Linked DNA regions of Homo sapiens: region 1 is linked to region 2. A link is a loop called in an ENCODE intact Hi-C map of the cell type or tissue named here. Cell type or tissue: left lung. All regions are shown on one strand. Each heading gives the region's core, and the rest is flanking DNA. Links, peaks and the distances in the headings are about the cores only.

The links. Hi-C counts contacts between places; a loop is a spot of excess contacts. Peaks named below come from ENCODE experiments on the same cell type or tissue, not always from the same donor. Only the 100,000 strongest peaks of a DNase experiment are listed, where the experiment ranks them.
Region 1: a loop joins it to region 2, with 4 times the contacts of the local background. A loop is called at or near these places in 40 of 110 quality-filtered maps.

What each region holds. Positions count from the first base shown.
Region 1 is chr7:6,507,334-6,522,772 of GRCh38, reverse strand. GRID2IP (Grid2 interacting protein) reads left to right here. Exons shown (of 22, transcript NM_001145118.2): 5 at 816-885; 6 at 1,250-1,344; 7 at 2,012-2,195; 8 at 8,244-8,398; 9 at 11,734-11,865; 10 at 12,067-12,164; 11 at 12,373-12,490; 12 at 13,460-13,815; 13 at 14,372-14,788. It overlaps LOC101927325 (a long non-coding RNA gene), which reads right to left. Exons shown (of 5, transcript XR_007060200.1): 3 at 13,729-13,867; 4 at 12,621-12,757; 5 at 5,738-6,367. Among named protein-coding and RNA genes, the nearest start is that of KDELR2, 31 kb to the right of the region's middle. In left lung, for the core only: CTCF peaks have their summits at 6,081 and 6,281 (motif pointing left); a DNase peak (open chromatin) is centred at 6,212; H3K4me3 peaks cover 670 bases; H3K27me3 peaks cover 434 bases.
Region 2 is chr7:6,573,274-6,588,712 of GRCh38, reverse strand. ZDHHC4 (zDHHC palmitoyltransferase 4) reads right to left here and starts at 11,259. Exons shown (of 8, transcript NM_001134389.2): 1 at 11,215-11,259; 2 at 9,993-10,147; 3 at 8,035-8,158; 4 at 7,033-7,106; 5 at 6,462-6,640; 6 at 5,282-5,407; 7 at 3,453-3,697; 8 at 1-96. The coding sequence starts at 8,151. RefSeq lists an enhancer at 10,016-10,631 and a silencer at 10,910-11,239. In left lung, for the core only: a CTCF peak has its summit at 9,101; DNase peaks (open chromatin) are centred at 11,272 and 12,042; H3K4me3 peaks cover 1,656 bases; H3K27ac peaks cover 1,190 bases.

The DNA of each region.
Region 1 (15,439 bases), core at 3,149-11,148, 64 kb after region 2:
TCAGGAGGCTGAGGTGGGAGAATAGCTTGAACCCAGGAGGCAGAGGTTGCAGTGAGCCGAGATCACACCACTGCACTCCAGCCTGGGTGATAGAGCGAGACTCCATCTCAAAAAAAAAAATTAGCCCGGAGTGGTGGTGCGTGCCTATGGTCCCAGCTACTCAGAGCCTGAGGTGGGAAGACTGCTTGAGCCTAGGAGGTTGAGGCTGCAGTGATCTGTGATCACACCTCTGCACTTCAGCAAGACCCTGTCTCTAAAATTAAAAAAAAAAAATACAGAAAATAATTCTCCTGAAGCAAAGAGGAATCCCAGACCCTGACAGGACCTTTCTGTGTGGGGCTAAGAACAGTGTATGGAGCAGGGACTCAAGAAGTACTGATGCTGCCTGAGTCCTGCCCTCCAGACCTCCCTCTTCTCCAGCACTGGGGGTCCATGCTGTACCCCTGCTAGGGGATCACTCCCGTGGTCCTTAGATCCTTAGAGCAGCTGAGATCAGAGACGTGCAGAGTCTATTACAGGGGTCTGCTGACCTGATTTGACTCTCCTCTGCCACCCATGCCTATGGGGCTCTGTATTTTTTTTCTTGGTAGAGATGGGGTCTCGCTATGTTGCCCAAGCTGGTCTCGAACTCCTGGGCTCAAGCGATCCTCCTGCCTTGGCCTCCCAAAGTGCTGAGGTTACAGGTGTGAGCCACCATGCCCGGCAAGCTATGGGTCTCTGAGTCTCCATTTCTCGCCTGTAAAACAGGATAGCATCCTGCTCTCAAAGTGGTACCCTGCCCAGCTGACCGGCACACCCTCTCTTCTTGCTTCCAGGGAGCCCAGCTGACAATGCTGCCCTCAAGTCAGGTGACCGGATCCTCTTCCTCAATGGACTGGACATGAGGTCAGAGGCTATTGGGGACACCAGGGGTTGGTGAGGAGCTGCCCCCACCCCCTGCAAGACTCCTGCCTCTTGGGGCACCCAGGCTGTGATCACAATCTCCTCTCACCATTTGGTCCCCAGGGTCTGTCCCTCTTCCAATGGGAACTCTTGAATCTAACCCTCCTCCTCGCCAGTCGCCAACTCTAGCCAGGACCTCAGTTCATCCTTCCAACCAGAAAATACTCCAGCTCCATGCTGGGGACACAGAGTCACACAGAGGTGGTCTTGCTGTGTGACCTCTGTGGGCAGGACAGGGAGGTCTGGCTGGTGGCCGTGGACAGGGCTCACCCCAGTCAGGCCCTCCTGGGCCATCTCTGCTTGGCAGGAACTGCTCCCACGACAAGGTGGTGTCCATGCTGCAGGGCAGTGGTGCCATGCCCACGCTGGTGGTGGAGGAAGGGCTCGTCCCATTTGCCAGTGGTGAGACCCCCATGGACACTTGGCTTCCTTGGCCCCCAGAGACCCTGCCCAGGCTGCTATATGTGAGAGTCACAGTGCGGAGGACTCAGCTCTTCCCCTAAACCTGCAGCTTGCCTCCCCGGGGCTGCCTCCTAAGTGGTGCTATAGAACCCCAGTGAGGCTGGGCATGGTGGCTCATGCCTGGAATCCCAGCACTTTGGGAGGCCAAGGTGGGAGGATCGCTTGAGGCCAGGAGTTTGAGACCAGTCTGAGCAACATGGCACAACTCTGTCTCTACTAAAAATACAAAAACTAGCTGGGCGTGATGGCACGTGCCTGTAGTCCCAGCTACTTGGGAGGCTGAGGCAAGAGAATCACTTGAACCCAGGAAGCGGAGGTTGCAGTGAGCCGAGATCACGCCATTGCACTCCCGCCTGGGCAACAGAGCAAGACTCTGTCTCAAAACAAACAAACAAAAAACCCTAGTGTATAGCCTTAGGGACCCTTCCCAGGGCTGACTCCCTCTATCCTTGGCCCCGGTGTCGGGCCACAGGCATGCCTTCCCATGCATGGCACTGGACAGCCACACCCCAGCTCAGGAGGTCTCCTGACCTCAAAAGCCAGGGAGACTACACCTGGCCTGGGGACTCTGAGTCACTCATGCCTCTCCCGCCTGTGGTCCCAGCAGACTCCGATTCTCTGGACTCACCCAACCCGTCGTCGGCGCTCACCTCCCTGCAGTGGGTGGCGGAGATCCTGCCGTCCAGCATCCGGGTCCAAGGGAGGACCTTCAGCCAGCAGCTGGAGCACCTACTCACACCTCCTGAGCGCTATGGGGTCTGCCGGGCCCTCGAGAGCTTCTTCCAGCACAGGTGGCCGGGCCAAAGCCGCGGTGGGGCCCTGCCCTGGGTGGGCCCTAAGTCCTGCCTAGACTCACATCCCAGTCTCCCTGCCTGAACCTCCTCAGTCCCGTTCTCCTGGGGGATGCTCAGGAAGGTGGCTGCTGGTATCAGGGGCCCCAGGGTGGTGGGCAATTGAGCTGCCCTGGAACAATCTCTGACTCTGACACCTCCTAGTCACGTGACCTTGGGCGAGTCTCAGCCTTCTCTGTGAAGTGAGGCAGACAGGAACCACCTGCAACATTCTATTTTTTTTTTTTGAGATGGAGTCTCGCTCTATCACCCAGCTGGAGTGCAATGATGAGATCTTGGCTCACTGCAGCCTCCGCCTCCTGGGTTCAAGCGATTCTTCTGCCTCAGCCTCCGAGTAGCTGGGATTACAGGTGCCCACCACCACACCCGGCTAATTTTTTTGTATTTTTACTAGAGACAGGGTTTTACTAGAGACAGGGTTTCACTATGTTGGTCAGGCTGGTCTCAAACTCCTGACCTCGTGATCTGCCCGCCTCGGCCTCCCAAAGTGCTGGGATTACAGGCGTGAGCCACCGTGCCTTGGCCCACCTGCAGCATTCTTGATGGGACCTTCACCAGAGCCCCACCTGTGGGCACTTGTCATGGGCTAGGCCCTTCGGGGTAGGGTTGGTGTCTTTCTTTTTGGACCTCAGCTGCAGCCAGCTGCATTTATCACACTCCTCGGTCCATGGGGTCATTATTATGGTCTCTGCAAAGCCTGTCACTTGTCCATACCTTTTTGTTTTGTTTGAAGGGTTTTTTATTTTTGTTTTTGTTTTTTGAGATGGTGTTTCACTCTCGTTGCCCAGGCTGGAGTGCAGTGGTGCGATCTCGGCTCACCGCAACCCCCACCTCCCGGACTCAAGCGATTCTCCTGCCTCAGCCTCCCAAGTAGCTGGGATTACAGGCATATGCCACCACGCCTGGCTAATTTTGTACTTTTAGTAGAGATAGGGTTTCTCCATGTTGGTCAGGCTGGTCTCAAACTCCCGACCTCAGGTGATCCACCTGCTTCAGCCTCCCAAAGTGCTGGGATTACAGGCATGAGTCACCGCACCTGGCCTGGTTTGGTTTTGTTTTTTAAAAAAGATGGGGAGGTCTCACTATGTTACCCAGGCTGGTCTCGAACTCTTGGGCTCAAGTGATCGTCCCAAAGTGCTGCGGTTACAGGCATGAGCCACTGTACTTGGCTCTAAAGAGTCTTAAGATGTAATTCACATACTATACAATTTGCCATTTAATTATACAATTCAGTGGTTTTTAGTATATTCACAAATACGTGCAAACATCACCACGGTCCATTTTAAAACTTCATCACATCAAAAAGAAACCCAGGCCAGACACCTATAATCCCAGCACTTTGGGAGGCTGAGGCAGGAGGATCGCTTGAGCCCAGGAGTTCAAAACCAGTCTGGGCAACAGAGCAAGAAGCCATCTCTACAAAAAGAAAAAATTAGCTGGGCATGGTGGTGCGCACCTGTAGTTCCAGCTACTTGGGAGGCTGAGGCAGGAGAATCACTTGAACCCAGGAGGCAGAGATTGCAGTGAGCCAAGATCACACCACTGCTCTCCAGCCTGGGTGACAAAATGAGACTTCGTCTCAAAAAAAAACAAAAAAACAAAAAAAAACTGTGCTTGATATCATGTTTTGTGTCTAACTTATTCACCAATTACTATGTGTTTAGCTCTGTCCAATGTATATTTCATACATTGATTATAACTAAAGCCAAATTCCTTTAGATCACAGTGATGCCCAACTTTTTATTTTTGCTAGTTTCTTTTTTTTAATTTTTATTTTTTGTTTGAGATGGAGTCTTACTCTGTCATCAGGCTGGAGTACAGTGGCGTGCTCTCGGCTCACTGCAACCTCCCCCTCCTGGGTTCAAGCGATTCTCCTGCCTCAGCCTCCCGAGTAGCTGGGACTACAGGCACTCTCCACCACGCCCAGCTAATTTTTGTATTTTTAGTAGAAACAGGGTTTCACCATGTTGGCCAGGATGGTCTTGATCTCTTGACCTCGTGATCTGCCCACTTCAGCCTCCCAAAGTGCTGGGATTACAGGTGTGAGCCACGACACCCGGCCTATTTTTGCTACTTTCTTAGCCATAAAAGTGACATCCTGTTATTTTTATTTGATTTTCTTCTATTACTAATTATTTTAAGCATCTTTTAATATGCTTGTGAACTTTTTCTGGGATTTTTCTCTATAAATTACTGTTCATACCCTTTGTCCATTTTTGTTTTCTTGGACTTTTTGTCCTTGTTGACTGGCATGAAGTTTCTTGTATATTTTATTTTATTTATTTTCTGAGACAGGGTCTCACTCTGTCACCCAAGCTGGAGTGCAGTGGTGCAAACACAGCTCACTGCAGCCTCGAACTCCCAGGCTGAAGTGATCCTTGTGCCTCTGCCCCCCAGGTAGTTGGGACTACAGGCACTCGCCTACCATGCCCAGCTAATTTTTTTTTTTTTTTTAGTAGAGACAGGGTTTTGCCATGTTGCTGGTCTTGAACTCCTGGGCTCAAAAGATTTGCCCATTTTAGCCTTCCAAAGTGCTGGGATTACAGGTGTGAGCCACTGCTCCCAGCCCCTTGTATATTTTATTTTATTTATTTATTTATTTATTTATTTATTTTGAAGCAGAGTTTTGCTCTGTCGCCCAGGCTGGAGTTCAGTGGCATGATCTTGGCTCACTTCAACCTCTGCCTTCCCGGTTCAAGTGTGTCTCCTGCCTCAGCCTCCTGAGTAGCTGGGATTACAGGCGCCCACCACCATGCCTGGCTAATTTTTGTACTTTTAGTAGAGATGGGGTTTCACCATGTTGGCCAGGCTGGTCTCGAACTCCTGACTCAGGTGATCCCCCTGCCTCAGCCTGCCAAAGTGCTGGGATGACTTGTGAGCCACGACGGCTGGACACCTTTGTATATTTTAGATGCTGATTTCTCCTTGATTTTGAACATTGTAAATTTCTCTCCCATTTGTTACTTCTGTTATTAGGTCTGTTGTGTCTAATATGAATGTGTCTAAGTTGGGCTTCCTTGAATAGATAACCTTGATTTTGCATAATCAAACTCACCACATTTTTGGTCTTATAGTTTTGTGTAGGGTCCAGCCCTACAGGGCCTGTGGGTTTTTCTCTTCGTGTGCGGAGATGAGAGATCGTAGAAATAAAGACACAAGACGGCTGGGCGCGGTGGCTCATGCCTGTAATCCCAGCACCTTGGGAGGCTGAGATGGGCAGATCACGAGGTCAGGAGATCGAGACCATCCTGGCTAACATGGTGAAACCCCGTCTCTACTAAAAATACAAAAAAAAAATAGCCGGGCGTGGTGGCAGGCGCCTGTAGTCCCAGCTACTCGGGAGGCTGAGGCAGGAGAATGGTGTGAACCTGGGAGGCGGAGCTTGCAGTGAGACGAGATTGTGCCACTGCACTCCAGCCTGGGTGACAGAGCCAGACTGTCTCAAAAAAAAAAAAAAGAAAGAAAGACACAAGACAAAGAGATAGAAGAAAAGACAGCTGGGCCCGGGGGACCACTACCACCAAGACGCGGAGACCAGTAGTGGCCCCGAATGCCTGGCCGTGCTGTTATTTATTGTGTACAAGGCAAAGGGGCAGGGTATGGAGTGAGAGTCATCTCCAATGATAGGTAAGGTCATGTGAGTCACGTGTCCGCCAGACAGGGGGCCCTTCCCTATTTGGTAGCTGAGGCGGAGAGAAAGAGGGGACAGCTTACGTAATTATTTCTTCTATGCATTTTAAAGACTTTAGTACTTTCACTAATTCTGCTGCTGCTATCTAGAAGGTGGAGCCGAGTGCACAGGGCAGAACATGAATGCGGACCAGGAGCGTGACCACTGAAGCACAGCATCACAGGGACAGCGTTAGGCCTCTGGGTGGCTGCGGGCGGGCAAGCAGTGGTGGAGCAGAGTCTTCTTTAACTCCACCAGGAAAGGGAGACTCCCTTTCCCGGTCTGCTAAGCAACGGGTGCCTTCCCAGGCACTGGCGTTACCAGTAGACCAGGGAGCCCTCTAGTGGCCCTGTCCAGGCATAACGGAGGGCTCACACTCTTGTCTTTTGGTCACTTCTCACCGTGTCCCTTCAGCTCCTATCTCTGTATGGCCTGGTTTCTCCTAGGTTATAATTGTAGGACAAAGATTATTATAATATTGGAATAAACAGTAATGCTACAAACTAATTATTAATAATATTCATATACATATCTATAATCTATTTCTAGTATAACTATTCTTATTCTATGTATTTTCTTTATTATATTGGAACAGCTTGTGCCCTCGGTCTCTTGCCTTGGCATCTGGGTGGCTTGCCGCCCACAGTTTTGGCTTTTGAAATTTTAAGCTCTTCCCTGCTTCTAGGTCAAAAGATATTCTCCTACTTTATTTTTATTTATTTATTTATTTATTTTTTATTATTATTATTTTGAGACGGGGTCTTGCTCTGTCACCCAGGCTGGAGTGCAATGGCGCGATCTCAGCTCACTGCAACCTCCACCTCCCGGGTTCAAGCGATTCTGCTGCCTCAGCCTCCCGAGTAGCTGGGATTACAGGCACACACCACCACGCCTGGCTGATTTTTGTATTTTTAGTAGAGAGGGGGTTTCACCACGTTGGCCAGACTGGTCTCGAACTCCTGAGCTCGTGATCCACCCACCTCAGCCTCCCAAAGTGCTAGGATTACAGGCGTGAGCCACCACCCCCAGCCTATTTTTATTTTTGTTTATTTATTTATTTTTTTGAGACAGAGTCTCGCTCTGTGGCCCAGGATGGAGTGTAGTGGCGCAATCTTGGCTCGGTGCAACCTCCGCCTCCCCGAGCTCAGGCGAGGCGATTCTCCTGCCTCAGCCTCCTGAGTAGCTGGGATTACAGGTGCACACCAACATGCCTACCACATTTTTGTATTTTTTTGTAGAAACAGGGTTTACCATGTTGGCTAAGCTGATCTTGAGCTCCCGACCTCAGATGATTCGCCTGCCTCAGCCTCCCAAAGTGCTGGGATTATAGGCATGAGCCACCATGCCTGGCCTGCTCTATATGTTTTTTGGTTTTTTGGGTTTTTTTGAGACAGAGTCTTGCTCTGTCACCCAGGCTGGAGTGCAGTGGCGCAATCTCAGCTCACTACAACCTCCGCCTCCCAGTCTAAGCGATTCTCCTACTTCAGCCTCCTGAGTAGCTGGGACTGAGGGTACATGCCACCACGCCCAGCTAATTTTTGTATTTTTAGTAGAGAGGGGGTTTCACTATGTTGGCCAGACTGGTCTTGAACTCCCGATCTGAGGTGATCCAACCGCCTCGGCCTCCCACAGTGCTGGGATTACAGGCGTGAGCCGCCACGCCAGGCCTGCTCTGTGTGTTTTAATCTTCACAACAGCTCTATGAGGTAGATGCTATTTTTATCCCCATTTTACAAATGAGGAAACTGAGGCACAGAGAGGGTAAGTCACTTGAGAAAGGTCACTTAGCTGGTAAGTGGCAGAGCTGAGATTGGAGTCTGGCTACCCTATCCCTGGAGCCTGCCTTCCTGCCCACTTCTCTCTCTCTCTCTTTTTCTTTTCTTTTTTTTTTTTTTTGAGTTGGAGTCTCACTCTGTCTCCCAGGCTGGAGTGCAGTGACACGATCTCAGCTCACTGCAACCTCCACTTCCCAGGCTCAAGCAATTCTCCTGCCTCAGCCTCCCGAGTAGCTGGGATTACAGGTGTGCACCACCACACCTGACTAATTTTTATACTTTCAGTAGAGACGGCCTTTCACCATGTTGGCTGGGCTGGTCTCGAACTCCTGACCTCAAATGATCCACCTGCCTCGGCCTCTCAAAGTGCTGGGATTACAGGCGTGAGCCACTGTGCCCGGCCCCCACTTCTGTCTTTGAAGGGTAGGGATAGGGCATGAGGGCAGACGCTGTGGCTTGGAAGTGCCGTCTTGTCTACCCCCACTCTGTGCATCATGGTAAGCCCGTGAGTATTGAGCCTCACATTCCTGCACCTTCCCCCAGGAACATCGACACCCTCATCGTTGACGTCTACCCTGTGCTGGACACCCCTGCCAAGCAGGTCCTGTGGCAGTTCATCTACCAGCTGCTGACCTATGAGGAGCAGGAGCTCTGTCAGGAGAAAATCGCATGCTTCCTGGGCTACACGGCCATGACAGGTAAGCGTCCTCTCCCCTGCCACTTCCCTGCCTGCAGCTGCTGACTGTCCAGCTCACCAGGTGAACAGACAGACACCTGTTCTCACATGTGAAGGTGTTTGTTTGCTTGTTTGTTTGTTTTGAAATGGAGTCTCACTCTTGTGCCCCAGGCTGGAGTGCAATGGCACGATCTTGGCTCACTGCAACCTCCGCCTCCCAAGTTCAAGCGATTCTCCTGCGTCAGCCTCCCGAGTAGCTGGGACTAAAGGCGCATGTCACTACGCCCAGCTATTCTTTTGTGTTTTTAGTAGAGAAGAGGTTTCACCATGTTAACCATGATGGTCTCTATCTCCTGACCTCATGATCCACCCACCTCGGCCTCCCAAAGCACTGGGATTACAGGTGTGAGCCACCACGCCCAGCCTTTTTTTTTTTTTTTTTTTTTTTTGAGACGGAGTCTTGCTCTGTCGCCCAGGCTGGAGTGTCGTGGTGCCATCATGGCTCACCGCAGCCTCAACCTCCTGGGCTCAAGTGATCCTCCCACTCCGGCCTCCCAAAGCACAGGGATTACAGGTGTGAGCCACTGCATCTGGCCTCACCTATGAGGTCTTACAGCCGATTTGGGCCCCTCCCACATAGAAGTGTCCACAGCCATGCACGTACACACCCAATACACCAGGGCTAGGCCCACACGTGGCCCCACGGACGCGCCTTCCCAGCGTGACCTTTATGCAGCATATACAACATAACCTGAGACTTTAGACACTGCACCTAACCACCTGCAGTCTCAGTTTTTGCACCCACAAAATGGAAGTGGTCTCAGTGGCTGCGCTCTGTACTCTGAGAAGTGGAACTTGTGAGAAGGAACTCGTGTAAGGCTGGACGTGGTGGCTCACACCTATAATCCCAGCATTTTAGGAGACTGAGGTGGAAGCATCACTTGAGCTCAGGAGCTCAAGATTAGCCTGGGCAACATAGCAAGAGCCTGTCTCTACCAAAAAAAAAAAAAGTTTTAATTTAGCCAGGTGTGATGCACACCTGTAGTCCCGGCTACTTAGGAGGCTGAGGTGGGAAGATGGCTTGAGTGCAGGAGATCAAGGCTGCAGTGAGCTATGATCAAGCTACTGCCTCCAGAAAAAAAAAAAGGAAAGAAAAAAAGAAAAAAGAAAGAAACTCACGTGGTTGCCAGACATGCCAACACCACCACCAGGATCATGAGCACACGACCACATCCCACCTGGCTGGTGGGCTCCCAGTGTACTCTTTCTTGCACACACACAGGCCTGCAGTGCCATGTGTGGCTGCCACCTGTCTGTTCAGCGTGCCCTCCGAATGCCCACAAACCCCTGCACTCAGCATGCAGGTCATGTGGATGGAAGGTGTGCCGAAGCCTGTGTTCTACCCTGTTCTAGGCATCCTGCACCTGCTATGAAAGCCGCTGCAGGTGCAGTGGTTCACTCTTGTAATCCCAGCACTTTGGTAGGCTGAGGTGGGTGGATCACTTGAGGTCAGGAGTTCCAAGTCCAGCTTGGGCAACACAACAAGACCCCCATATATTCAAAATATTTAAAAATCAGCCAGGGGTGGCCGTGCGCGGTGACTCACGTCTGTAATCCCAGCACTTTGTGGAGCTGAGGCAGGCCAATCACGTGAGGTCAGGAGTTCGAGACAAGCCTGGCCAACATGGGGAAACCTCATCTGTACTAAAAATACAAAAATAAGCCAGGTGTGGTGGTACGCAGTTGTAATTCCAACTACTCGGGAGGCTGAGGCAGGAGAATTGCTTGAACCTGGGAGACGGAGGTTGCAGTGAGCTGAGATCGCACCACTACACTCCAACCTGGGCAACACGGTGAGACTCCATCTCAAAGAAAAAAAAAATAAAAAATTAGCCAGGCGTGGTGGTATGCACCTGTAGTCCCAGCTACTTGGGAGGATGAGGTGGGAGGAGCACTTGAGCTCAGGAGTTGGAGACCAGCCTGGGCAACATAGCAAAAAAATTTGAAATTAGCTGGGTGTGGTGGCACACACCTGTAATCCCAGCTGCAGGGGAGGCTCAGGCAGGAGGATCTGTTGAGCCTGGGATTCAAGGCTGCACTGAGCCTTGATTGCACTCCAGCCTGGGGGACAGAGTGAGACCTGTCACAAAAAAAAAAAAAAAAAAGAAGAAAAGAAAAAAAGGCAGGTGTGGTGGCTCACATCTGTAATCCCAGCACTTTCAGAGGCTGAGGCAGGTGGATCACCTGAGGTTAGGAGTTGAAGACCAGCCTGTCCAATATGGTGAAACCCCATCTCTGCTTAAAAAAAAAAAATACAAAAATTTAGCCAGGCATGGTGGTGCATGCCTGTGGTCCCAGCTACTTGGGAAGCTGAGGCTCGAGAATCATTTGAACCTGGGAGGTGGAGGTTGCAGTGAGCTGAGATTGTGCCACTGCACTCCAACCTGGATGAGAAAGCCAGACTCTGAATAAATAAAGAGAGAAAGAGAGAAAGAGACAGAGAGAGAGAAAAGAGAGAAAGAGAGAAAGTGAGAGAAGGAAGAGAAGGAAGGAAAGGAAAGGAAGGAAAGGGAAGGGGCCGCTGCAGAGTTGCTGGTCCTTGTGTGCCCATGAGCTGCAGTCCCAGGGACCCACAATTTGCTAGGGTTTTAGCGAGAAGCTCAGGATCCATGCTGGACCACACATGCCTTACATATCTGCGTAGGCTCAAAAAACTTCTATTTTGGCCGGGAGCAGTGGCTCACACCTGTAATCCCAGCACTTTGGGAGGCCGAGGCAGGCGGATCACCTGAGGTCAGGAACTTGAGACCAGCCTAGCCCACATGTTGAAACCATATCTCTACTAAAAATACAAAAATTAGCCAGGCATGGTGACGGACACCTGTAATCCCAGCTACTTGGGAGGCTGAGGCAGGAGAATCGCTTGAACCTGGGAGGTGGAGGTTGCAGTGAGCTGAGATTGCACCACTGCACTCCCACCTGGGCAACAAGAGCAAAACTCAGTCTCAAAAAAAAAACACTTCTATTTTGCCCATAATCCTCTCTGGGCAGCAGTGACTTGGCCTGGGGCAAGCACAGGGCGTTGAGACTCTGGAAGCTGTTGTCATGAGATCTCTGCTAGGCCCCTGAGTTCAGGCTAGCTGCATTCTGGTGCTGCATTCTGGTGCTGCTCCTGGCACCTGGTTTCTTGCCCTGGGGCTTCCCCTCAAGAGCTGTTCTGGAGGCAAGCAGGGCAGGCCCCGTAGCTTGGGGTCTGCATATTGGTGCAGATGACATCTGCCCTCCCCTCCCTGTTTTGGAGGTCCCTTGTCTGGCTGAGAGGGCAAGAGGGCCCCATGTTCCCTGCATGTCCCACAGCAGAGCCGGAGCCTGAGCTGGACCTGGAGTCCGAGCCCACGCCTGAGCCCCAGCCGCGGAGCTCCCTGCGGGCTTCCTCCATGTGCCGCCGCAGCCTCCGGTCCCAGGGCCTGGAGGCCGGCCTCAGCTGCGGTAAGGCTGGTGTCAGGGGGAGGGTATGAATGGAGCTCAGTTTTCCCACCTGCAAAATGGGCTTGGTGAGGTGGGGAATCCCAGGGAATGGGGCTAAGCAGGGCTCAGGATTGGCCCTCCTGGGTCTGCGGGGCATGTTGGTTCTGGGCCGGGGCCTGAGCCGTAGAGCTCAGATACGGTAATGACATTATTCCCCGGTAGGTCCCAGCGAGTGCCCTGAGATGCCTCTTCCCCTGATCCCAGGCGAGCGCCAGGCAGGCGACGGCACGTCCCTCCCTGAGACCCCCAACCCCAAGATGGTGAGACCTTCTCTGCCCTCCACGTGGGGTCAGTAGGGGGCAGGGAATGGACGGTCCATAGGACTGGGCCCAGGAGACCCAGGCCAAGGCGTCCCTGTGCTGCTTCAGGCTGGGGCATATCCCTGCCTCCCGGCCCACCCAGGCCTGGACCACATTAGGGCTACGAGGGGAAGCAGAATGGGCTGGACTCTCCCCCGTCTCCCTCCAGATGTCAGCCGTCTATGCAGAGCTTGAGTCTCGACTGAACAGCAGCTTCAAAGGGAAGATGGGGACCGTGTCCAAATCCCGGGCTTCCCCTCCAGGCCCCAGCCCAGCAGTCACCACAGGTAGGGCTCCAGCCTCTGTCATCTACTGTCTGGGTGTTTCCCTCCACCCCAGGCTCAGCCCTGGAGCTGCTTCTCTGCTCCATCAGGGTCAGGGTTGTCCCAGTCCCTCCCATGGCCCTGTGACCCTCACCTCAGCTGTGGATCAAGAAAGTAGCCTGGGTACCGTGGGTCGTGCCTGTAATCCCAGCACTTTGGGAGGCCGAGGCAGGAGGATCAATGGAGCCCAGGAGTTTGAGACCAGCCTGGCAACATAGTGAGGCCCCATCTCTAACAAAAAAAATACAAAATTAGCTGGGCATGGTTGCATATGCCTGTAGTCCCAACTCCTCAAGAGGCTGAGGCGGGAGGATCACTTGAGCCCAGGAGTTCAAGGCTGCAGTGAGCTATTTCGAACCACTGCACTCTAGCCTATAAGCAACAGAGTAAGACCCTGTCTTAAAAAAGAAAAAGAAAGAAGGCAGATGCCTGATTCTGAGGAAGTCCCCGAGTTAGCAAGTGGTTATTGGATAAATGATCAAGTGCAACGCGTTGTACCAGCGTTGGCACAGCTGGGAAGACAGTTGCTCTGCAGCTCAGAAGGCAGGAGCCCTGGGAGGCCCTCCTGTGATCTCAGGGCTTGCTGGGTGCGCGAGACGCTCCATGACTGTGGCTCTGGGCCCTAGAGAAACCCCTCCACCCTTTGAGTTAATGGTGTTCAGTGGCTCCCAGCTGGGACCCCTGGTGACCATTCCAAGGTGAGCTGGCGTCCAGCCTGTCCTGAGGCCGAGCAGTGCTCCTGCTCACCAGATCTGGCCTTTAGTCATGCTTGGAAGGCAGGGCCGCTCAAGGTCTTCCTGCACTGTGCCCAGAGAGGGAAAGGAGAGTGGCCTGGGACACAGAGCCAGTCTGTCCTAGGACCCTCTCTCCAGCTTGCACCTGGAACCTCGGTGCTGGCTGAAGAGGAATCCTCATACTCCATCCCTCCTCCAGGGCCCAGGACCCTGTCCGGCGTCTCATGGCCCAGCGAGCGACTCTTGCCCTCCCCCTGCTACCACCCGCTGTGTTCGGGGGGTCTGGCCTCCCCCAGCAGCTCTGAGTCCCACCCCTACGCCAGCCTGGACAGCAGCAGGGCACCCTCCCCACAGCCAGGCCCCGGGCCCATCTGCCCCGACAGCCCCCCAAGCCCGGACCCCACCCGCCCGCCCAGCCGCAGGAAGCTCTTCACCTTCTCCCACCCTGTGCGAAGCCGCGATACTGACCGCTTCCTGGACGTGCTGAGCGAGCAGCTGGGCCCCCGGGTCACCATCGTGGATGATTTCCTGACCCCGGAGAACGACTACGAGGAGGTGGGCACGCAAGCAGGTGTGGAGGGAGGCGGGTGAGGCGAGGTGTGGCGGTCTGCAAGGCAACAGTGTTCCTGGGCTCCCGCAAGGGGCCTGCTGCCCTTGGGATCTTCCCCAGGCTATCCCACTCCCTAGCTCAAGCTATCCCACCCCTTGCCCCAGGTTACCCTATCTCCTGTTCAAGGTTATCATGCTCCTTGACTGAGGCTAGCCCATATTCCCTGTCGCAGGTTAGCCCATTCCTTAGCTCAGGCTATCCCACTCACAGCCTGAGGCTAACCCGTGACAGGGTCCTGTCCTTATTCCAGGCTATCCCCCTCACAGCCTGAGGCTTACCCATGAGAGGGTCCTATCCTTAGCCCAGGCTATCCCCCTCACAGCCTGAGGTTAACCTGTGAGACAGTCCTATCCTTAGCCCAGGTGTCCCTCACAGCCTGAGGCTAACCCGTGAGATGGCCCTGTCCTTGTCCCAGGCTATCCCATGATCCTTCACTTTGCACCTGCTCTAGTCTCTCTGGGCCCAGCCTCACCCTCCCCTTGCCTCTCTCCCCACCACCAGATGAGCTTCCATGATGACCAGGGCAGCTTCGTAACCAATGAGCGGAGCAGCGCCAGCGACTGCATCAGCAGCAGTGAAGAAGGCAGCTCCCTGACCTACTCCTCCATCTCTGACCACATCCCCCCACCCCCGCTCAGCCCCCCACCACCGCCACCCCTGCCTTTCCATGACGCTAAGCCCAGCTCCCGCAGCTCTGATGGTTCCCGGGGCCCTGCTCAGGCGCTGGCCAAGCCCCTCACCCAACTCAGCCACCCAGTCCCTCCACCACCCCCACCGCCCCTGCCCCCACCCGTGCCCTGTGCACCCCCCATGCTGTCCCGGGGCCTGGGCCACCGGCGCAGTGAGACCAGCCACATGAGCGTCAAGCGCTTGCGGTGGGAACAGGTGGAGAACTCAGAAGGCACCATCTGGGGTCAGGTAGGTGACCTGGGACCCAGCAGCGCTCTGTACTGGGGGAGGATGGCTTGGGCAGCAGCACTGAAGGAAAACCCATCGGCCAGGCATCTTCCAACATCATCCTCCCTACCCCAAGCAGAGGATGAGTAGAGGCCCAGCCCAAGAACGTCCCCACGCTTGGGGGCCACTGCAGGCATTGAAGCCAATCTGTGTCCCTCAGCCAAAGACACACACTGGGGACACCTGGAAATGCCACCCTACCCATCCTTGAAACCTATCACTTTTGAGGCCAGACAAGTTCTCTTAAACCTTTAAAAGAGCAGCTGGTTCAAACTCCTGCACACCAGCCTTCACCCTTTCACTTTGATGCTTGAAGTTCCTCCCTCACAACACTGGCAGTGTATGCTTGAACACCTTCAGTGGTGGGGAACTCACTACCTGTCAAGGTCTTCCTTTCCTCACTGGACGATTTTAACCATCCTTTGTCTTGCTCTGAAATCTTGTCTCCCCAGGATTCCCATGCCCTGTTTTCTTTCTGGCCCTTAAAATCGGGCAGAGCAATCTTATCCACAGACCAACCAATCTGCAAGATGAACAAGGTTCACCCCACCCCTTTTTTTTTTTTTCAGATCATTCTCTTAGAACATGGTTTCCAACCCCCACTCCAGTGTC
Region 2 (15,439 bases), core at 5,055-13,054:
ATACAGGACAAACAACAGGTAGCCACCCAGGAGGAAGCTCAGAACCACGACAAAGCCCAGCATGAAGACAATCCGTGGAAAAGTCAGGAACAGGTACTAGGAGCAGAGAAAAGGTAGTGCTTTAGGCAGCTGGACTGTGACATCCATGAGAGTGAACACTGGCCAACCCTGGGCCTGCCACAGCCACCAGCGCTGCTTCCTCAGCCCACCTACTTGTGTCCAGATGTGACAAACTGAACATAAACAGCACTGAGAAGCAGCCCAGAATAATCCCAGTACATACAAGAGTTTCCTGTGGGATGAATGAAGTGTTCACACTGAAGGAAAAGGGAAAGTTTACTTAGGAAATGTGCTATTCCAGTTAGCTATTTATAAAATAAATGCAGACTTCATTCATCAATATAAAATCCAGATGGACAAAAGAGATCAATGTCTTTCTTAAAACAATACAACCCCAAAAATAGATGTACAAGGATATTCGTTGTATCATTGATTTTATCAGCCCCTCTTCCGAAGTTTTTTTCCTTTTCTTAATAAATAGAAACAGGGGCCGGGCGCAATGGCTCACGCCTATAATCCCAGCATTTTGGGAGGCCGAGGCGGGCAGATCACTTGAGGTCAGGAGTTTGACACCAGCCTGGCCAACATGGTGAAACCCTTCTCTACTAAAAATACAAAAGTTAGCCGGGTGTGGTGGCACAAGCCTGTAATCCCAGCTACTCAAGAGGCTGAGGCAGAAGAATTGCTTCAACCCGGGCGGTGAAGGTTACAGTGAGCTGAGATTGTGCAACTGCACTCCAGCCTAGGCGACAGAGCAAGACTCCATCTAAAAATAAATAAATAAATAAATAAATCAATAGAAACAGGGTCTTGCTATGTTGCCCAGGCTGCTTTCAAACTCCTGGCCTTGAGTGATCCTCCTGCCTTGACCTCCCAAATTGTTGGGATTACAGGCGTGAGCCACTGTGCCTGGCCAAGAAACAAGTTAAATGTCCATCCGTCAGGAAGGGTAAACTCTGGGATGGTCACACAATGGGAAAACGAGGAGCCATGAAAAATGATGTCAATTTCTATGTACTGATTGTGAAAAGACTTAATATATTGACTAATGAGAAAGGCAAGATGTAAGGATTACACTGTCATCTTGTTTGGGTAAAAACAAAACTGACTCCGTAAATGGTATATGACCATAGGAACTGCGCTGCTTAAAGTTTTGTAAGTTATTTTTGTAATAAGCAAAATGAAGAATTTAGAAAGTTTAATATTTTTGAAAGTCACAAGAAAAGAGAACATTTAACAAAACTCCTGATGGAGGAGACTTTCTTGTTGAAGTTACAAAGAAAAGAAATTTGATGAGAAAGAATGTCTGAACTTTTCTATACCAAAAAACCCCAAAAAACCCAAAACCCCATTCCCAAGATCCAAAAGATCCACAAACAAAAAAACAGTATAACAAAAGATTAACCGTCATTATTATATAAAGACCTCAAATCAAAAGTGATTCTGGGCCAGTCATGGTGGCTCACACCTGTAATCCCAGCACTTTGGGAGGCCAAGGTGGGAGCATTTGAGCCCAGGAGGTCCAGGTCATAGTGAGCTGTGATGGTACCACTGCACTCCAGCCTAGGTGACAGAGTGAGACTCTGTCTCAAAAAAAAAAAAAAGTTACCATATGACCCAGCAGTGCCACTTCTAGGTGGAATGTACCCAAGAGAAATATAAACATAAAACATAAAAACATAAACATAAAACATGTTTTATAAACATAAAAACCTATGTCCACACAAAAAACTTGTACATGAATGTTCACAGCAGTATTACTCAAAAATAGCCAAAAGTGAAAACACCAAAATGTCCATCAACTGATGAACAAATAATTAAAATTCAGTCTATCCATACAGCGGAATACTATTCAGCCATAAAAAAGAATGAAGTAAGGCCGGGCACGGGGTTTCATGCCTGTAATCCCAGCACTTTGGGAGGCCGAGGCGGGTGGATCACTTGAGGTCAGGAGTTCAAGACCAGCCTGGCCAACATGGTAAAACCCCTTCTCTGCTAAAATTACAAAAATTAGCCAGGCGTGGTGGCTCATGCCTGTAATCCCAGCTACACGGGAGACTGAGGCAGGAGAATTGCTTGAACCTGAGAGGCAGAGGTTGCAGTGAGCCAAGATCACACCATTGCACTCCAGCCTGGGCAACAAGAGCGAGACTCCATCCCAAATAAACAAAAGGAATGAAGTAGATTCGTGCTACATGAATTAACCCTGAAAACCTTGTGCCACAAGAAAGAAGCCAGTGGAAAAGACCATATATTGCATGATTCCATTTATATGAAGTGTCCAGAAAAGGCCTATCCCGAAAGACAGAAAGTAGATTAGTGATTACCTGGGTCTGGGGGAGGAGGGAATGGGGAGTGTTTCCTTTTGGGGATGATGAAATGTTCTGAAATTAGATAGTAGTGAGGGCTGAACAAGTCTGTGAATATACTTATACCACTGTGGGATACTTTAAAGGGTGAATTTTATGATATGTGAATTTTTTTTTTTTTTGAGATGGAGTTTCTCTCTTTCGCTCTTGTTGCCCAGGCTGGAGTGCAATGGCACGATCTTGGCTCACTGCAACCTCCGCCTCCCAGGTTCAAGTGATTCTCCTGCCTCGGCCTCCCGAGTAGCTGGGACTACAGATGCTGGCCACCATGCCTGGCTAACTTTTTTGTATTTTTAGTAGAGACGAGGTTTTACCACATTGGCCAGGCTGGTCTTGAACTCCTGACCTCAGGTGATCCACCCACCTTGGCCTCCCAAAGTGCTGGGATTACAGCTGTGAGCCACCATGCCTGGCCCAATATGTGAATTTTATATCAGTTTAGAAAAAGGAAAAACTTCACGTTTGTTTGTTAGTTTCTGAGACAGGGTCTTGCTCTGTCACCCAGGCTGGAGTGCAGTGGTGCAATCTCAGCTCACTGCAACCTCTCCCTCCCGGGTTCAAGCAATTTTTGTGCCTCAGCCTCCCAAGTAGCTAGAACAATGGGCATGTGCCACCACACCCAGCTAATTTTTTTGTATTTTAGTAGAGATGGGGTTTCACCATGTTGCCCAGGCTGGTCTCAAGCTCCTGAGCTCAGGCAATCTGCTTGTCTTAGCTTCTCAAAGTGCTAGGATTACAGGCATGAGCCACTGCACCCGGCCCTGGCTCATTTTTGTATTTTTTGTAGAGACAAGGTCTCTACAGGAGACCAGTTATTCAATCATCAGTTGATGGACATTTGGGTGTTGCCCAGGCTGGTCCTGAACTCCTAGCCTCATGCGATCCTCCCACCTCGGCCTCCAAAAGTGCTGGGATTATAGGCGTGAGCCACCACACCCCACCTAACTTCATGCTTTTACTGGAAAAATAAATGTCTTTTTTGCGATTCTGAAACTTGAAGTCAGAAACCTACAGCATAATTACCTGAATAAGAAAGACCGTGTCCATAACATGGAGGTGTCCAAGGTCATCGATGTAAGTCTCCTGGTATAAATCTGACATCACCACCAAGTGGACCAGAAAAGTGGTGCTCACAATGGCGACGGTGGCAGCCGAGGCCGTCAAGGTCAAGACGTAGATGAGGAAGTACCTGATGTTCCAGGCCCCGATGCAGTTGTTCACCCAAACACAGTGATGGTCGAAACGGTGCACACACCAGTTACACACACCTGCACAGAAACAAGGGGGCACGTGCTGGGATGGTGCTTGACGAGACAAGGACACCGCACACCTGCTGAGATTTTCATAATCTGTCCACTGGATGTGTCATCAGAGGAAAATGGCAGCTGCTTAGTTCCAAACTAAGCTTTTGGAACTGTGGTGTCCAGTACAGGAGCAACCAGCCAAATGTGGGTATTGAGCACTTGCAATCTGACTACAAGACAAATCTGAGGTGGTGGCGGCATGCACCCATGGTCCCAGCTACTCAGAGGCTAGGCGGGAGGATCACTTGAGCACAGGAGGTCAACGCTGCAGTGAGCTATGATCACGTCACAGCACTCCAGCCTGGGTAATGGAGTGAGACCCTATCTCAAAAAACAAACCAAAAAACAGAGAGGACATTTTGTCAATACTGACAAATTTACAGTTGTCTTTTTACTACAATACTCCTTTGAATTCAGTGTGAATATGGAGGCAACACAAGAGTTAGTTAATTTACTTGACTTGGATAGACATAGTTTTAAAACTGGTGTTCCTGCTTTAAAGTCAATTCTTCTGATTAAGATGAATCATTATGTCAATGTAGACATGGATGGTGAAGGAAAATTATTTTTTTGGTACCGAATTCAGATATTGGAAAACTTTTAAGAATATCTGGATATAGCTTGCACATGTAAGCCTACTTTTTCAACTGTACATTTTATTAAATCTAAATACACAAGCATTTCCACATGAAAATTTAGTGTCCAAATCAAGATGTGCTATAAATGTAAGATACACACCAGATTTCAAAGGCTTAGTATGAAAAAAAGAATATAAACTATCTCATGAAGAATTTTTTACATTGATTACATGTTAAAATGATATTTTACATATGTAGGTTAAATAACATCCTGATTAAAACTGTCTCCAAGCACAGCCACATTTTGAAAAACATTTTTAAAAACTTTCTATTCATGGCCTTTTTTTTTTTTTCTGAGACAGGGTCTTGCTCTGTTGCTGAGGCTGGAGTGCAGTGGTTTAATCATAGCTTACTGCAGCCTCGATCTCCTGGGCTCAAGTGATCCTCCCGCCTCAGCCTCCTGAGTAGCCAGGACTACATCTTTTGTATTTTTTGTAGAGGTGGGGTTTCCCCATGGTGCCCAAGCTGGTCTTGAACTCCTAGGCTCAAGAGATCTGCCTGCCTCCCAAAGTACTGGAATTCCTGGCATGAACCGCTGCGCCCAGCCACATTCTATTTTTGTTAGACAGCACGGGTCTAGAATCTTGGGCCCTCCCCAGAAGACTAGGCTTTGTAGGACTGAAATCTGCAAACACAACATCCGCAGAAACAACTTGTGGGGAGCATGTCCTGCCACGTGGCGAGGGAAGGGCTGTTATGCCCAGAGATGAGGACTGTCTACTACACAGGAACACAAGACCTGACCCTCACTCATCTGAAAGAAACCATTATCTCAACTCTACAAGTAGTGGCCACACCATATCTGGGGGTGAACTGGCTCTGCTTTCGGATTCAGGAAACATTCCCTCACAGACGAAGCCCACACATGTGCTGTTGGAGGTGCCGCTGGAGTCACGAGAGCCACACTCACTGCAGTGCTTGGATCGAGCTGGTTTCCTTAAATCACAAGTAGAGCACCTCACGTTCTTTGGAAACATCACTTCATCAAATTCATAAACATGAAGAAATAATAATTCATTTGCTTTTGTTATAATGCCTGGGAAAAGTAAGGACATATGTCAGTTTCGTGCAATACTTTGGACTGGATAGTCACAAAACCCGTCCTGATAAAACACAACTGAAACTGCTATCTTTAATATCGTAAGTAATTCTTTTTTTTTTTTTGAGACAGTCTTACTTTGTCATCCAGGCTGGAATGCAGTGGCATGATCTTGGCTCACTGCAACCTCTGCCTCTCAGGTTCAGGTGATTCTCCCACGTAAGCCTCCTGAGTAGTAGCTGGGATTACAGGCGTGCTAATGCACGCGTGGCTAATTTTTGTATTTTTTTTGTTAATACAGATGGGGTTTCACCATTTTGGCCAGGCTGGTCTGGAACTCCGGACCTCAGGTGATCCTCCCACCTAGACCTCCCAAACAGGCTGAGATTGTGTGAGCCACCGCGCCCAGCCACGCAATTCATTTTTAATAATGGCTTTATTGAGATATAACACACAAACCTAATTCACTCATTTAAAGTGTACAATTCTGCCAGTGCGGTGGCTCACGCCTGTAGTCTCAGCACTTTGGGAGGCTGAGGTGGGTGGATCACGAGGTCAGGAGTTCGAGACCAGCCTGGACAACATGGCGAAACCCCATCTCTACTAAAAATACAAAAATCAGCTGGGTGTGGTGGCGCACGCCTGTAGTCCTAGCTACTCGGGAGTCTGAGGCAAGAGAATCCCTTGAACCCGGGAGGCGGAGGTTGCAGCGAGCTGAGATCGCCTCACTGCACTGCAGCCTGGGCGACAAAGCGTGACTCCGTCTTAAGAAACAAAAAAAGGAACAGTACCATACCGATCACATGCTCTATATATGACAAAACGAAGTGAAAGCATTAAAAAGATAAACTAAAAATTTTAAGTGGTTTTAAATAACCCATGGGTTGAAGAAGAAAAAAAAAATTAGAAAACACTCAAAACTGAAAGGTAATGAAAATGCTACACATCAAATCTTTTACAAAGTCCTCAGGGGGGGCCTCTCCTTGTTTGCAGCACTATTAGTAAGACAGTGGAGCTGTCACCATGCTGTATGCTAAGAGCCTCAACTTACCAGGATTGGTTCCACAAGTCAGGGTGAAAAAAAACAGGTTTACACCTAGCAGCAGATAGGGCAGAAGAAGGTAATGCAAGGACAACTCCAGCTCCTGACAGTAGCCAAATACTTCCCAGGTGTACTCAGTATAAACCATCCCTTGCAAGACCAGGTGCAGGACAATGAAGGTGTGGTTTCTGAAAGAAAACAGGCATGGCTTGTTCATGGGGGTTTCTTCTTGAAGAAATTGTATGATACTAAAGAAAGTAACCAACGGCCAACCACTTCCTTTGGGCTTGAGATAATAGTAAGAATTACATAGAAAACTATGTGAAACATTTTGCATGTATTTAACAGAAATTCACAATCTGTAAATATCGCTTTTTAAAAGTAGGCAAGTTAAAACCTCCATCTCAAAAGGCAGATTAACTACGAGTAGAGGCTCCCAACTCAGGACTCGTGATTCTTTCCGGCCTTCTTTCCCTCACCATGCTGGAAACCACAAGGAGCTTCCTGAAGCTAGAGGATCTCAACAATTAATAATCAAAGCAGAAAAGAGGAGAATATTTAAACTCTGAAAGAGAAATACCTCGTATGGAAAAGGTAATGAAGCAATCCATGCACGGCTCTCTGAAGACATTCTGGAATTATACAGGAAAATATCTGAAACAAAAGGAAAGAGAAAGACTCAATTTCATTTCTCACTTCCTCCACTCCCAAACAAATCAGACACTCCACATACAGCTGGCAATCTGGGTGATAGTAAGTTTTGTTTCCCTATATGGGTGAAGAAGTGATTTAGCAGAGAATAAAGAGGGGAATTCTTTCTACTGGTCTTTCCTTTCACGCCAACTCCATTTCTAGTCTGATTCTGACGAAGGCACCTGTCAGTGTCTTCAGGGAAAGAGAGGTGAGCAGAGGGGATGGGTCGGGGAATGTCAATGTGAAGGCCGCTCCTTCCCCAGCCTGGGTTCAATCCCAGGTTCCAGCATCCACACCCAGATCACTGGGCATTGGCCCAGGTCCCTCCCAACTCAATGCCTTCCCATAGGCTGCTTGCCCCGTTTTGCTCACTTTGATCCCTGAAGGAGGGGGGCCAGCCAATGCTGAGCTTTCTGCTGGCCCCCAGAGTCACCCATTAAGTGCCCCAGGCGGACCCTGCTCACATCCATGCCCAATCACAGGCATCTAATCCAGAGGAAAACAGCAACCTCTTCTCTCAAAGCACCACCGCAAGAGGACTTTCAGCAGGAACACAAAACCCACACAGACAGAGGCTGTGGAATATCCCACAACTGCCATCAACGAACTAAATCCATCAATGATGTTAAGTGGCATCTTTTTTGTTGTTGTTGAGACAGGGTCTCACTCTGTAGTCCAGGCTGGAGTGCAGTGGCGTGATCATAGCTCATGGCAACTTCAGACTCCTGGCTCAAGGGATCCTCCTGCCTCAGCTTCCTGAGTAGCGGGATTACAGGTGTGAGGCACTGCACCCGGCCTGGCATCTCTTTTTTGTCCTGTAGCAAAACCTGTGAGTCTCTTAGACTAACACAGTATTCAAATTCCAGTGCCATCCAAGGATCATCCTTACCTGTGCTCCTCCCCTGGCCAGGCCTTTCAAGCTATGGGTTTTCGAGCAGACGCAGATAAGAACAAGACCCATCAGCACCGAAGCCAGGTAGAACAAGAAGAGGACCAGAAAGTCCATCCTGCAGCTACAAAGGAACAGAAAGAGTGTGACTATCTGCTACTGAAAGGTTTCTTCCATGGCACACATTCTCAGACATCAACTCCCAAATGGCTACCAAAACAGAATTCATCTAGACTTTAATGACATCTCAAAGCAAAAAGCAGAAAGACAAACAGAACAGAATTCACCAATTCTTAGGCACACATAACAGAGGCCTGCTGCCTCTCAGTGGGGCCTCCAAAATGGTCCTGAGCTCCCTCAATCAAGATAAAAATTCTGGGCCAGGTGCAGTGGCTCATGCCTGTAATCCCAGCACTCTGGGAAGCAGAGGTGGGTGGATCGCTTGAGCTCAGGAGTTCGAGACCAGCCTGGGCAACATAGTGAGGCCCTGTCTCAATTTAATAAAATAAAAAATAAAAAAAGAAAGATAAACTTTTTTTTTTTGAGACAGAGTTTCACTCTTGTTACCCAGGTTGCAGTGCGGTGGCGTGATCTTGGCTCACTGCAACCTCCGCCTCCCAGGTTCAAGCAATTCTCCTGCCTCAGCCTCCTGAGTAGCTGGGATTATAGGCACGCACCCCATGCCTGGCTAATTTTTGTATTTTTAGTAGAGATGAGGTTTCACCATGTTGGCCAGGCTGGTCTCGAACTCTTGAACTCAGGTGATCCACCTGCCTCGGCCTCCCAAAGTGCTGGGAGTACAGGCGTGAGCCACTGCACCTGCCCAAGATAAAAACTTTGAATCTAACACCCTAAGACTGTGGCCTGCCTTTGAAGCATCTCCAACTTGCAAATCCAAAATAAACCAAGAAAGAACATGCATCCTCCTTCCTTGCCCCCAGGCATGAATCATTCTTTTACTTCCTTAAATATTCACAAAGATACAAGATGTGTCCCCAAAGAATCTGCTGACAATGCCTTGAGAACAAGCATCTCCTAGAGGCAGTCAGGAGCCCTGCACCCAGAATCAGGCATCCTGTCCTAAGAAGCATCCCTCCAGGACACTGGCCACAACCATCAGGAATTACCCTCTGGAACCAGAGTCAACACACAGGCCTGCGTTAAAATACTGGATACTGAGGCCGAGCGTGGTGGCTCATGCCTGTAATCCCAACACTTTGGCATGTCGAGGCAGGCGGATCACGAGGTCAGGAGTTCGAGACCAGTCTGGCCAACATGGTGTAATCCCCATCTATACTAAAAACACAAAAATTAACCGGGCGTGGTGGCACATGCCTGTAATCCCAGCGACTCAGGGGGTGGAGGCAGGAGAATCTCTTGAACCCAGGAAGCGGAGGTTGCAGTGAGCCGAGATCGCGCCACTGCACTCCAGCCTGGGCAACAGAGCGAGACTCCGTTTCAAAAAAAAAAAAAGAAAAGACACTGGATACTGGAACTCTTTTCCATAGTGTAGCGGTTTAAGAAAAAAAAAGAAGAAAAAAAAGGTACTGGAATTGGCCGGCCGTAGTGGCTCGTGCCTGTACTCCCAGCACTTTGGAAGGCTGAGGTGGGAGGATCACTTGAACCCAGGAGTTCAAGACCAGCCTGGGCAACAAAGCGAGACCCCCATCTCTACAAAAAATACAAAAATTAGCCAAGTGTGGTTGCGCATGCCTGTGGAGGCTGAGGCGGGAGGATTGCTTGAGCACAGGAGTTCAAGCCTGGGCGACAGCATGAGACCCTGTCTCAAAAACAAACCAAAAAAGATACCGGAACTGGTCACTTTTGACCTTAGCAGATAAGATTCTGGGCTGTAATGCCAAGTGAGATAACCAAACAAGAAGCTATTCATGACATGATAGGTGAGAGTAAACAAACAGCAGCAATTCTCACGGGGTGATTCAGGGTACCCAGCCTACATTTCTCTTGGTTGGGTAATTTTCAGCCGGCAGCTCTGGCATTCCTCTTCCCAACATTCACAGATAATTCAAACAGCAGCTCCTCTTGGGCAGCAGTGTGTGCCTGGCATGACCAGTAGCTGCCGGACATGGTTCTTCCAGGAGCCTGGATCTGGCTGCAGAGACAGATCAATTCAACACCCACATAAGACGACAAGAGTTGCAGTCAAAGGCAGAATACCTGTGGAAAAGGATTTGGAAGTAGGGGATTTTCAGCACCCCCAGCATGAATGGGTAAGACTTTGGGAGAAATGGCCCAGACTAAGTTGCTTAGGCCTGCTCCCAAATCTTTGGGAGGCCCAGGCAGGAGGATAGCTTGAGGTTAAGAGTTCGAGACCAGCCTGGGCAACACAGTGAGATCACTGTCCCTACATAAAAATTTAAAAATCAGTGGGGCGTGGTGGCCCGCGCCTGTGGTCCCAGCTACTTGGGAGGCTGAGGTGGAAGGATGGCTTGAGCCCAGGAGGTCGAGGCTGCAGTGAGCTGTGATCGTGCCACTGCCTTCCAGCCTGGGCCATAGAGCTGGACCCCATCTCTAAAAACAATAAAAGAGGCCGGGCGCGGTGGCTCACGCCTATAATCCCAGCACTTTGGGAGGCCGAGGCGGGTAGAACACCTGAGGTCAGGAGTTCGAGACCAGCCTGACCAACATGGTGAAATCCGTCTCTACTAAATACAAAAAAAATTAGCTGGGCGTGATGGCGCATGCCTGTAATCCAAGCTACTGGGGAGGCTGAGGCAGAATTGCTTGAATCCGGGAGGCGGAGGGTGCAGTAAGCCGAGATCGCGCCACTGCACTACAGCCTGGGAAACAAGAGCGAAACCCCGTCTCAAAATACAATAATAATAAAGACTTTGTGAGAAACAGCTAGTTGGGAAGAAATAAGCCAAGTCGGTAGCCTTGGGTCTCTCCCCGCCACTCCCCATTAGGGCCTCCCGAAGCCACCCCCATCCAAGGCACCTCCTGGGCGGGCCTGGTCGGAGATTTCCCTGGGGGCTGGAGCCCTGGTAGGGGGACGTGGAGTGCAGCAGGCTCGGAGGGGACACCGGGGCCGCCCCGGACTCGGGCGAGGTGGGGGTGGGACGGCGGCCCTACACACAAGGGGAAAGGGAGGGTCAGAGGAGGAGACTGACGGTCCTGGGACAGCCCAAGCTTCCCACAGCCCCGCGGAGGCGGCCTTACCGCCAGCCGCTGGGCTCCGGCGCCTCCCGGGCGCGATACGAGACTTCCTGCGGGCTCGTGACATCAGCACGGCGCCCCTGAGGGGCTGACTTCCGGCGGAAGTGTGCGAGGGCCGCCGCGGGTTGCGGGGCTGGAGTAACAGTGACCTCCCCGGCGCCCTCGCAGCCAGCCTGGGGACCTCCGTGGCCGGGTGTAACCGCTGGGAAGTGCGATTTTATTTTATTTTATTTTATTTTATTTTATTTTATTTTATTTTATTTTATTTTATTTTATTTATTTTATTTTATTTATTTTATTTTATTTATTTTATTTTATTTATTTTATTTTATTTATTTTATTTTATTTTATTTTATTTTATTTTATTTTATTTTATTTATTTTATTTTATGTATTACCTATTTTCTTATTTACTTATGTATTCGTTCATTCATTCAGAAACAGCCTCGCTCTGTCGCCCAAGCCGGAGTGCAATGGCGCTATCCTAGCACACTACAACCTCCAACTCCTGGGCTCAAGCAATGCCTCCTGCCTCAGCCTCCCAAGTAGCTGGGACCACAGGTGCATGCCACCACACCCGCCTAATTTTTTTTTTTTTTTTTTTTTTTTTGTAGAGACGGGTGTCTCACTATGTTGCCCAAGCTGATCTCGAACTCCCGGGCTCAAGTGATCCTCCCACCTCGGCCTCCCAGAGTGTTGAGATTACAGGCGTGAGTCCCTGCACTGGGCTGGAAGTGGGATTTTAGAGCAGTATTGCCAGGAGACTTACAGGAGGACCGACCTGGGCCTGGTGGGGGCGATCATTCTGGGGCTGTGACAGGGACTAAGCTGCCCTGCGGCCTGCACAGAGACCAGTCATGTCCCTGCTCAGAGCCCAGCAGGGGGATCCAGGTGGCCCAGGGCAGTCACACTTAGGGGGCTCTCAGACTATGTCTGTGTGGTGGACAGAGTTTGCTTTCAGCCACCCACACTGTTGAGATCTAGCAGAACATTTCCAGCATCTTCCGTTGCAGAAGCGGGCAGAAAGCACAATGTGTACCCATCAGTCAGATTCCGCTCCATGTGTGTCCTTGCTCCTGATGACAAGGACATGTTGCTCTGTACAGCCCTAAATATCCTCGGGGCAGTGACAAATACTTGACCACAAACGTTGAGGATAAAAGGGAAGGGTGTTTGATGCTAGGCAGGCTTGGGGTAACAAGAGCTGCTTCCAAACATAGCCCTGAGAAGGCCCTGTGGGGTGTCCTTTGCTCTGACCATCTCTGAATCAGCTGAGGCCAGGGTCTATTCCTGATGCCTCTGAAGACCTGAGCCAGGCCTGTCCTCCTTTGAGGGGAAATGTCTGATCTCCAAACACTGGCCTTAAAGCTCTTCTCTTTTCCTGTCTCTTTGCTACCTACGTCAGCTTCTTGATGCGTTTTCTTTTCCTTTTTATGAAACTCCTTACCAACAGGATGCCTTCTCCTGTGTACATTGTATCCAAGGTCTTCATAAATTTATGGACCCAGAATTGAAAAACCAAGGCTCATACCTATAATTCCAGCACTTCAGGAGGCCGAGGTGGGAGGATCGCTTGAGCCCAGGAGTTTGGGAACAGTCTGGGCAACATATGGAGACCTTGTCTCTACAAAAAATTTAAAAATTAGCCGGGTGTGCTGGCATGCACATGTGGTCCCAGCTACTTAGGAAGCTGAGGTGGGAGGATTGTTTGAGCCCAGGAGGTCAAGGCTGCAGTGCGTTAGGATCACACCACTGCATTCCAGCCTGGACCACAAAACAAGACCCTGGTTCAGAAAAAAAAAAAAAAAAAGATTAATCTCTCAGCACTTGGTCAGTTCCTGAAACCTAGGCATGTTTGATTTTTTGCCTCTTTAAAACATCCAAGCGCAAACCTTGACACCTGCATTTTATAAATAGCATAAGAGAAAACAGACTACTTAAGCTTAAAACCAAAAATTCAAGTGTGATCAAAAGGATTGCCTTGCTTGTGATGCATGGAGCAAAGAATTCCTCTTTGGAGTGTTGCTAAACGCTCCTGTCAGCTCCTGAAACTGGACCTGCAGTATCAGTTTTTTACCTGCTGTGAGATCAGTTGACAGGATCAACCAGCTTTACACCACGATCTCTTGTCCCCAAGGGAATGATGGATGCTATACTTTGGAAATGGGATACAGGACTTCGTAGCTACGCTTGCAAAAGGCATATCACACATGATGCTTGTTTACAATCAGTGATTTATTGACCATGAGGAATTTTGCCATGGAGAAATTAAGAAGAAGGAAAGGAACATAAAAGTATTTTTGAACCATGCATAGTGGCTTATACCGGTAATCCCAACACTTTGGGAGGCTGAGGAGGGCTGATCCCTTGAGACCAGGAGTTTAAGACAAGGCTGAGCAACCTAGTGAGACCTCACCGCTACAAAAAAGTTTTCAATTAGTTAGGTGTGGTGGTGTACACCTGTAGTCTCAGCTACTTGGGGAGGCTGAGGCAGGATGAGGCAGGAAGATTGCTTGAGTCCAGGAATTTGAGACTGCAGTGAACCATGACTGTGCCACTGTATTTCAGCTTGGGCAATAGAGCAAGACCCTGTCTCAAAAAAAAAAAAAAAGAAAAGAAAAGAAAAAAAAAAGGACTGGATCTGTGTTGGCTTACTGTTATATCAGTAGCAACTATTTTAGCACCTAGCTCATAGTAGATGCCCAATAAAAATGTATCAACTGAATGAATGAAAGAAAATGATAACTTATATCAGAAGGAAATCTACATCCTTGATATCACTCAAAAAAAATTCCTGTGGCCAGTAGGTGGGGCCACAGTTGTCACTATTAGCTGGCTTGGAGCATACATTATGGGTGCCCAGTTTACACCCAAATTTCCACTTTGCCTTTGCTACTGTAATTGCTGCCCCGTGCCTTTTTTTTTTTTTTTCTTTTTTTTGAGACAGTCTCGCTCTGTTGCCCAGGCTGGAGTGCAGTGGCGGGATCTCAGCTCACTGCAACCTCTGCCTCCTGGGTTCAAGTGATTCTCCTGCCTCAGCCTCCCGAGTATCTGAGACTGCAGGCATGCGCCACCACACTCAGCTAATTTTTGTATTTTTAGTAAAGACAGGGTTTCGTCGTGTTGGCCAGACTAGCCTTGAACACCTGACCTCAGGTGATCCACCTGCCTCAGCCTCACAAAGTGCTGGGATTACAGGTGTGAGCCACCACGCCCAGCCCTCAAAGTAGATTAAACAACAAAAGAGACATCTTGGTCCCTGCCATTGGAATGTCCAGAAATGATGCTGGCTTCAGGAATGACTTGAACCCGCAGCCCAATGGCATGATCAAGAATCAATGTTCTTTTTATCCCTCACTCTGACTGGAAGATCAGCTTCATCTGAAGACCAGCTTTCCTCCTGATGATGGGATGGCCACCAGCCATAGCTGGGGCTTCATGCATCCACACCCACATCCAGTGAAGGGAGAGTGGGGAGGTCTCCCTCCAGGCCCAAGTAGGAGTACTGACATTCAGTGTGATTAAGCTGGCTTGGGTCATAGACTCACCCCTGAACCATGATGCCACCAGGAAAATGGAATGTGGCCTTTGTCTTGGGTAAAACAAGGCCTCCTGCTGAAGCTACAGAGGATCAGTTTCCCCCAAAGCACATGAGTTGCTCAGGTGAGGGGCTGGATTCTGGAAGGATGTGTGGGCCCTACTGGGAAGGTACATGGATGCTGGCCAGGTAGGCAATCAATCAGTGGACATCTAATAAGTGATATCTGGAATGATGCAAGGAATGTGTCAAAAATGTCTCTTCAAATTAAGATTCTACCCAGGGCCGGGCATGGTGGCTTATGCCTGTAATCCCAGCACTTTGGGAGGCCGAGGAGGGCAGATCACGAGGTCAGGAGATCGAGACCATCCTGGCTAACACGGTGAAACCCCGTCTCTACTAAAAACATAAAAAAAAATTAGCCGGGCGAGGTGGTGGGCGCCTGTAGTCCCAGCTACTGGGGAGGCTGAGGCAGGAGAATGGCGTGAACCTGGGAGGCGGAGCTTGCAGTGAGCTGAGATCAAGCCACTGCACTCCAGCCTGGGCGACAGAGCGAGACTCTGTCTCAAAAAAAAAAAAATTCAACCCAGGGCCGGGTGCGGTGGCTCATGCCTGTAATCCCAGCACTTTTGGAGACCTAGGCGGGTGGATCACCTGAGGTCCAGAGTCCGAGACCACCCTGGCCAACATG